Regions from separate parts of the Homo sapiens genome. Here region 1 is linked to region 2. A link is an interaction called in ENCODE POLR2A ChIA-PET data of the cell type or tissue named here. Cell type or tissue: PC-9. All regions are shown on one strand. Links, peaks and the distances in the headings refer to the core of each region. The heading gives the core; the rest is flanking DNA. Region 1 overlaps PODXL (podocalyxin like). Region 2 overlaps LINC-PINT (long intergenic non-protein coding RNA, p53 induced transcript).

Region 1 (4,390 bases), core at 93-4,092, 530 kb before region 2:
CAGGAGAATTGCTTGAACCCGGGAGGCGGAGGTTGAGGTGAGCCGAGATTGCACCACTGTACTCCAGCCTGGGCAACAGAGTGAGACTGTCTCCATCTCAAAAAAAAAAAAATTTGTTAGATGATTTTTCTGCAAATATAAAAATAATCTTGTATGGAGTTGAGGAGTCTGCTGATCATATGGTTTTTCTTTTTCTTTTTCTTTTCTTGTTTTTTTTTTTTTTTTTTTTTTTTGAGACGGATTCTCGCTCTGTTGCCCAGGCTGGAGTGCAGTGGCGCCATCTCAGCTCACTGCAAGCTCCGCCTGGGTTCATGCCATTCTCCTGCCTCAGCCTCCCAAGTAGCTGAGATTACAGGTGCCCGCCACCAAGCCCGGCTAATTTTTTGTATTTTTAGTAGAGACAGGGTTTCACCGTGTTAGCCAGGATGGTCTCGATCTCCTGACCTCGTGATCTGCCCGCCTCACCCTCCCAAAATGCTGGGATTACAGGCGTGAGCCACCATGCCCGGCTCATATGGTTTTTCTTATTTTGCTTCTTAATGTGTTGAATTGCATTGATTGATTTTTCAAATACTGAACTGTCCATGATGAGCCTCACTTGGTCATTATGTCCTTTCTATGTAGTGTTGGATTTGATTAGTAATTAGGGAAATAAAAATTAAAACCACAGTGAGATACTATTTAGTGCCTACTAAAATGGCAATAATGGAAAAGATGATAACTGTTGGCAAGGATCTGGAAAAATTGGATTCACAAAAAAATTGCTGATTGACATGTTAAAATGGGGTAGCCACTTTGGAAAATAGCTTGGCAGTCCCTCCAGATACTAAATAAAGAGTTACCATATGACCTAGCAATTCCAATCCTAGGTATGTACCCAAGGGAAATTGAAAACATGTCCACATAAAAACCTGTGCACAAATGTTCATAGCAGCATTATGCATAATAGCCCAAGGGTTAAAACAACCCAAATGTTCATCAGCCGATTAATGGATGAGCAAAAATGGAAGCTCCATACTGTGAAATATCATTTAGCAATACAAAGGAGTAAGGAACAGACACATGCTAGCATGGATGAACCAGGAAAACAAAAGTGAAAGAGAAAAGCTTGAAAACACATCAAAGTGAAAGAAGCCAGTCACAGAAGACCACGTAGTGTATGATCCCGTTTACATGAACTCTCTAGAATAGGTGAGTCCATAGACAGAAGTAGATTAGTGGCTGCCTACTGTGTGGCTTTTCTTTTGCTGTGTCTTTAGTGCGAAGGTTTATGTTAATCAAGGCACGAGTTAGGCTGGGCTTCACAATTTGTTGTTGCTATGAATACCTTCGGTGCACCCGGGGCTGCAAAGTCCTCCAGTAATATCTCTGTGGGTCCCTGCTTGGCTGTAGCCCATCCTTGTTTGCTGCTCCTCAAATAGTCTGCCTTTTGCAGCTCCCCACAGCTGTATTCCACTGTTTTTATTTGAGATGCATCCTCGCCATGTTGCCCAGGCTGGAGTGCTGTGGCACAATCTCAGCTCCACTGCAACCTCCACCTCCCGGGTTCAAGCGGTTCTCCTGTCTCGGTAGCTGGGACTACTCAGTATGTGCCACCAAGCCTGGCTAATTTTTTGTATTTTTAGTAGAGACAGGGTTTCATTGTGTTGGCCAGGCTGGTCTCGAACACCTGACCTCAGGTGATCTACCCACCTTGACCTCCCAAAGTGCTGGGATTACAGGCGTGAGCCACTGCGCCCTGCTGCTCCACTGTTATTTTTTACTTCACACTTGCTGGCCTTGTGGAACAGGGGAGGGGACCATTTCCTGATGTTCTGTTTAAGTCTCACTCAGGCCCTGGGAAGCTGAGCTTGAGGGTGCGGCCTTCACTGGCATTCCTGCCTCTTCCTAGATGTTCGGGCTGGGTTTAGCCCACAGCTCTGCTTTGCTTCAGGAATAAGGAGCTGTTTTATCTTTCCTATTCTCTTCCCTGGCTGCGGGAGGTTTCCGCCAGTGCCCTCAGGCTGTAGATTTTACTGACCTCCACCTGAAAGGCTTCTTTCCTGCCCTGTGGGAATGTGGTGGGTATGGAGTTTCAGCACCGGCTGTTTTCTTTCCCCAGCCAGCCCCACCCGCAAGGGTTTGCTTTTTCAAGGCTTCCTATGAGCACCTGGCGGGGTTCCCAGGAGTAAACTGCCCTGTGTTGTGGACCTTACAATGCCTACAGCTCACAGGGCTTCACATTTTCATACTAACCCATACACAGCTTTTAGAAATTCATTTGAAAATTGTCTTTAATCAGCTGGGTGTGGTGGCTCACGTCTGTAATCCCAGCACTTTGGGAAGCCGAGGTGGGTCCATCACGAGGTCAGGAGTTCGAGACCAACCTGACCAACATGGTGAAACCCCTTCTCTACTAAAAATACAACCGGGCGTGGTGGTGCATGCCTATAATCCCAGCCACTCAGGAGGCTGAGGCCGGAGAATCACTTGAACCTTGGAGGCTGAGGTTGCAGTGAGCCAGTGAGCTGAAATCACACCACTGCACTCCAGCCTGGGTGACAGAGTGAGACTCCGTCTCAAAAAAAAAAAAAATTGACCTTAATCTTCTTAACGAACTTTGTCCATGTCCCAGGTAAAGCAAGTGTGCTCGGGTCCCATTGCTCCCTGCAGTTGTCCATCTGTCTCCACTTTTCAGGGTCATTGTTTTCTTCATGACCTCAGGGCTCAAGAAAAGTCTTAACTTTTTGGCTTCTCAGCTTTTTTTTTTTTTTTGAGATGGAGTCGCCCAGGCTGGAGTGCAGTGGCACAATCTCAGCTCAGTGTAGTCTCTGCCTCCTGGGTTCAAGTAAATCTCCTGCCTCAGCCTCCTGAGTAGCTGGGATTACAGGCACCTGCCACCACGCCCGGCTAATTTTTGTATTTTTAGTAGAGATGGGATTTCGCCATATTGGCCAGACTTATCTCGAACTCCTGACCTCAAGTGATCGGCCCGCCTCAGCCTCCCAAAGTGCTGGGATTAAAGGCGTGAGCCACCATGCCCAGCCTCTCAGCTTTTTTCTTGTAGTCAGAGTAGGAGCAAAGTTCTTTCCAGTCTCTGCTCTCATTAGCTGAAACTGGAAGTCCTATTGTTTCTTTTGATGAACACAAATTCTTAACTTTGACGCTAAATGTATCAGTCTTTTTCTTTGGTTTGCGCTTTTCATGTTTTGTTGATGGACGATTGTACATGAAACAATTCCTTTTACAGACACATATTAGAGCAGAACAGATTGTGCTACAGAAAGTTCATGTAAGGCCAGAATGATTTGATCTTTGAATCCTGTTTTGGAGTTTCTTTATGAAAAAAGTACCTATTCAATTTATTTTTTTTCCCTTTTTTGTGGTTTTATACCTTTATTTGACATATTCGACAGTCAGCAGTTATTTCTCATCCACACTGACTGTCTATAGATTTTTGAAAGTGATAACAGGCACGTGGGTAACCAAAGTATAGAGCTTGTTTGGTGAATCTTCATCCTCATTCTGTTTCCTGGACAACCGCACAGGGATAGGTATGGGACATTCTTTATTCCTTTGGCCCAGACAGCTTTGATGAGCCTGGTATCAATGCGCACATCTGGAGTTCCCATCTCTTTCATGGCAAATTTCTGGATCTCTGTGAGTGCCTGAGGGGCATGCTGCTTGAAGCCCACTCCAGGAAGCTCTTGGGATTGTTGATGGTGCATTCTCGGGTCACCACCTCGTTGATGGTAGAACGGCCTTTCTTCTCACCACCCTCTTCGCAGGAGCCATTTTACCGCACCCAAGTTGGAAAGGCTCAATTTCTTTATGATTATAGGATAAATGATTATTTCCGTTTTCCTTGAGTCACTCTGGTAAGTTTTTTTCTTTCCCAAGAAATTTGTGGCAGGGCACAGTGTCTCATATCTGTAGTCCCAGCACTTTGGGAGACTGAGGCAGATGGATCCCTTGAGCCCAGGAGTTTGAGTCCAGCCTGGGCAACATGGTGAAACCCTATCTCTACAAAAAATACAAAAATTTTAGCTGAGCGTGGTGGTACATGCCTGTAGTCCCAGCTACCCAGGAGGCTGAAGTAGGAGGATTGCTTGACCCCAGGAGATTGTAATGAGCCAAGATCACACTGTTGCATTCCAGCCTGTGGGACGGAGTGAGACTCTGTCTCAAAAAAATAAAAAAAAGAAAGAAATTTGTCTGTCTCGTCTGCTTCAGATTTATAAATATTTGCCCATAAGGTATTATGCTTTAAATAACTATTACTATTTTTGTACCTCACATTGTTTACTTATGCCTTTGGATTTTTTTTTTTCCCCTTTTGATCAACCTCTCCAAAGACTTTTTGGCACTTTATTAGCCTGTTTAAAAAAAACAATTTTTGATTTTGATATGT
Region 2 (4,390 bases), core at 177-4,176:
CGAGTAGCTTGGACTACAGGCGCCTGCCACCACGCCCAGCTAATGTTTGTATTTTTAGTCGAGACGGGGTTTCGCCATGTTGGCCAGGCTGGTCTCAAACTCCTGACCTCAGGTCATCCGCCCGCCTCGGCTTTCCAAAGTGCTGAGATTACAGGTGTCAGCCACTGTGCCTAGCCTCTCCTTTTCTATTTTACCTTTGGGTTCAAGCCACAGGAGCCACACAGAATGAGTAGGCCTGCTCTCTGCCACATGCCTTTGTATGTAGGTGGGGTTATGCTTCTTCAAATCTTGCCCCAAGCTGTGTATACCTTTGTTTTTCCTCCTTAATAGATGTTGGCTAATAGTTTTTTTTTCTTTACATAACTCAATGGTAATTCTTGTTGGTCCTTTCAGAGTCTATAAACAATTGATTGTGATCTCCCTGATTTATCTTATAGATCTCCAAGCAGTTGTTGCCACTATAGCCTCTTGTCTGTTGGCTTCCTTTCTGCCAGGTCCCTCCCTCTGTGCTTTTACAGGATTCCCAAGGTATAAGAACAATCATGGTTGTTAGACCAGCCTCTCTTTTGCTTACTGACTTACATTCAGCCTTTTTTCACTACACTTCTTCTTTTGGTCATCTTAGGATTTCAGAGAAACAAAAAAAGTAGGTCACGCTCACAGATATGCTGGGGATCCTTTTGTTTTGTTTTGTTTTGTTTTGTTTTGTTTTGTTTTGTTTTTGAGACAGAGTCTCACTCTGTTGCCCAGGCTGGAGTGCAGTGGCACAATCAGGGCTCACTGCAGCCTCCATCTCCCAGGCTCAGGTGATCCTTTGCTGGGCGTCCTTGTCATAGAGAAGCAGTATTTTTTTTTTTTAAAACCTCATCACTATTATCTTTATACTTCAGAAGCAAACTAAGAAAGAAACACATGTCTGAAAAATGTTAATAAAAATGAATTAGGATGAATTAAAATAGCTCAGAAGAGTTGAGAGATGTACATTATAGCACAGGCGATGTTGTCATAAGAGTTATCTATATAAGAATCTGCTTTTTAACAGGACTTGCAAGCAGCTCATGTGCATCTCGGAGTTTGAAAAGCTCTGCTCTGGTGGACAACTGATGCTCCCCGAGTCACCATGAGTGACTGATCTGTTGGTAGCTCTGTTCGAGAGAAGCTAAACAAATATGCCATATCAGCCAGAAGAGTCAAATGTTGAGAATCACAGTTTAATTTTGTTTGCAGCTACAGACCAGGCCAAGTCATCATGTTTGACTAAACAGCAATGTTCTGATTAGGGGAGGACGTGGCTCTGTCTCCCAAACAGATGAGATTCTTGGTGGCTTGATGACAGCATGAAGAGCTGCTCCCCTGCCCTGGAGTAGGATGGTTTCCATGACAACAGTTCTGCGCACTGAGCTTCCCCTACCTTTTTTTTTAACCCCCGTGTTAATCAACAATGCAGAGACTAAAAAGGGTACTTTATTTCATTTTTTAAGAATTTCACCATATCTAAATTTTACTTTACATTATGTTATCATCATGGGTGTCTCTAAGAGAAAGTCTTTGTGCAGAAAAGTGTGGTTTTGTGAGTGATGGGCCAAACATTTCTTCATTAATCTCAAACTGGCACAGCTGAAAGATTTCAGGGTTAGACCATACTGACCTAAGCTTGGTTTTAAGAATACAGTACTTCTGTTTGGTGTTTGTCCTGCTGTATATCAATAGATCTTCAATGGAAAACCTTTTGTTACATAGAGTCATTAACTACCATGGTCATGTGTATAGAATGATCTTTCTCCTCACCTAGGGAAGAAGTCTTTTATTTTCACGGATTTAAAATGCTAATATATGGTGGTGACAGTATAAGAAACACTTGTATGTTAAGTTCTTTTATAATGTGATGCACAGGTTTGGTTTGCTTGACCTTTTGCACTCTATAATGATCATCTATTTTTTTTTTTTTTTTTTTTTTTTGATGGAGTCTCGCTCTGTTGCCCAGGCTGGAGTGCAGTGGCACAATCTCAGCTCATTGCAGCCTCTGCCTCCGGGGTTCAAGCAATTCTTCCACCTCAGCCTCCTGAGCAGCTGGGATTACAGAGGCACACCACCACGTCCGGCTAATTTTTGCATTTTTAGTTGAAACAGGGTTTCACCATGTTGGCCAGGCTGGTCTCGAGCTCCTGACCTCAGGTGATCCACCCGCCTCAGCCTCCCAAAGTCCTGGGATTACAGGCGTGAGCCAACACACCCAGCCTGATCATCTATTACTTCTGTAGCAGGTTAAAACCCACTAAATTTTCTTTTGTAAAAGTACTAATTAAAACAAAAAACATGGTTAGTGAGAAGAGCATTAAGATCACTAAGATCAGCCCTTAGGGAAGTGAGAGTTAGCTCCAGGGCCTTCGCTTCAAGCTCTGTGAAGACCCCAACAACTCTGTGGAAGTACCTGTGCTGCTGCACCTAGTCCAAGCCCTTGTCCTCTCGTACCTGCATTGTCCCAGTAGCCCGGTCACTGGCCTAGCTGCCTCCTTGCCTTCTTTTCAGTTTATTCTCAACACAGCCAGATCATGTCCCTGCCCCTCTTCAGCATTCCACAGGGCAGGGTGCGGCATGCATCACCTCAGTTGCATTCCATGGCTCTCAGAATCAAAGCCAACAGTCTTTAGTGCTGGACTATGAAACCCCTCACTCACCTCTATGATCTCACCTCCTATTACTGTTCCCTCATGTGCCCCAAGACAGGCCATGCTTCAGCCTCAGGCCCTTTGCACTTGCTGGTCCCTCTGTCTGGAACTGTCCTTCCGGAGATGTCTGCATGGTTCTCCACATTCTTCAGATCTTTGCTCATATGGCAATTTCTCAGGGAGGCTTTCCTTGAACACCCTATTTCAATGTTGACTCCCACCTCCCACCCCCAACACACACACATTCTCTGTCACCCTCTCTTGCTTTACTTTTCTTCATACCATGTATTGTCATCTGATGGGTTTTATCTTTTACTTTAGTATTTATGGTCAGTCTCCTTCCAGAATGTTATCTCCTTGAAAAGGCCTTTTGTCTTGTTCAGTGCCTATCCACACCACCTAGAACGAGGTGCACACTATTTGCAGTGCACACTATTTTGAAAGGATGAATGAAATTGACCCTCTCTAACCCCATAACTAGATATGAATTTAGAGCCAAATGTATTATGGGGTTTCTTCCCACCGGTTTTGTTCTCATCCCTATCACATAAGAAGACTGAAGTGTTAGAACATCTTGTAAAAATTAACCACAGCTGTGAGCCATTTAAAACACTCTACGCAGTGAGTTAGGAAATGCCCATTGATTGTTGGTTTGTTAGGTAAATGGGAGAGCACCACACTCAGTGCACACCGGGTCTCCTGTGTGCCAAGCATGCACGGCAGGCCCTGGCGATCAGAGGAGGGGCAGGGAGTGGGGCCTCCTTCTAGGATCTTCACACTGCCTTGCTGTTGACCCCCTGGTTGTGGTGGCATCCCGCAGCAAACCCAGGATCTCATGCACCCTCATCTGAGAGCCACTGCTTTGGTCTGTGTGTGTATGTGTATCCACTTGCCAGGGTTGTTTCATCAAGGACTTCCTTTGGCTGAAATTTGTTTTCCTTTTTGTTTCTAGTGTTTCTTAGTAACCCACTGCCGTGAGTCTTCTCTGCTGCGTTGCTACCCAAATGTGTCTTGAACTTTGTGCTATTTCTTTTTAATATCTGAAGATTTATTTTGGCCATGGAAGTGTAGGAAACAAAAATTTACATAAGTGTATGTAGACAATGCCCATCTAATTACTGGTGACCCAGGGGTGGGGGTGCACAATGTGGGGGATGGAGCCCCTTCAGCAGAGCCCCGTGTCTGTCTGGCAGAATTATCCCTGTTTTTGGCAATGGATGCAACAGATTCTGAAAGCCCGAAGCCACCATTCATTCAAGAACATATCTGTTGAGTAGTCACTACCGGGGAACACGCTAATAAAATGAGCTCAGTGTCCACCCTCATGGAGCTTCTTATAGTCTAGTGAGAGAGAGAGAGATCTAAATTAAATAACTGCATAATGCATAGTTACGTGTAGTTACAAACTGTTTAAGTGCTCTGGTGGAGAAGGTCAAGGTGTCCTGGGAGCTTAGCATAGGGGAATGTGTCCCTATGTAGGTGAGGATGTACAGGTTCCTGGGTAGGCATGTATATCGGGGGAGGGAGGGCAGAATATGTGCATTAATTTTCAAGGAGAGAAAATAAGATGTGCAAAATCTCTGAGGTGTTGAGGGATCTTGTTTATTCATAGGAGTGAAAGGAGACCAGCGTGGCTGAAGTGAGAGGATGACAAGGGAGAGTGGTGCATGGAGGGGGCAGGGCCCCAGCAGGGCCAAGAGTCATCCCCTGTGTTTATCATA

What was found. Peaks named below come from ENCODE experiments on the same cell type or tissue, not always from the same donor. Only the 100,000 strongest peaks of a DNase experiment are listed, where the experiment ranks them.
Region 1: POLR2A ChIA-PET joins it to region 2 with 6 read pairs; 2 of 35 experiments call an interaction of 5 or more read pairs at or near these places.

Annotation. Positions count from the first base shown.
Region 1 is chr7:131,519,522-131,523,911 of GRCh38, reverse strand. The region is part of intron 1 of PODXL (podocalyxin like); the gene reads left to right. It also overlaps the pseudogene RPL31P36. Among named protein-coding and RNA genes, the nearest start is that of PODXL, 35 kb to the left of the region's middle. RefSeq lists an enhancer at 1,015-1,114. In PC-9, for the core only: no CTCF peak of the experiment used is centred there; a DNase peak (open chromatin) is centred at 1,961; H3K27ac peaks cover 2,780 bases.
Region 2 is chr7:130,985,541-130,989,930 of GRCh38, reverse strand. The region is part of intron 3 of LINC-PINT (long intergenic non-protein coding RNA, p53 induced transcript); the gene reads left to right. Among named protein-coding and RNA genes, the nearest start is that of LINC00513, 74 kb to the right of the region's middle. In PC-9, for the core only: no CTCF peak of the experiment used is centred there; DNase peaks (open chromatin) are centred at 300 and 2,670; H3K27ac peaks cover 765 bases.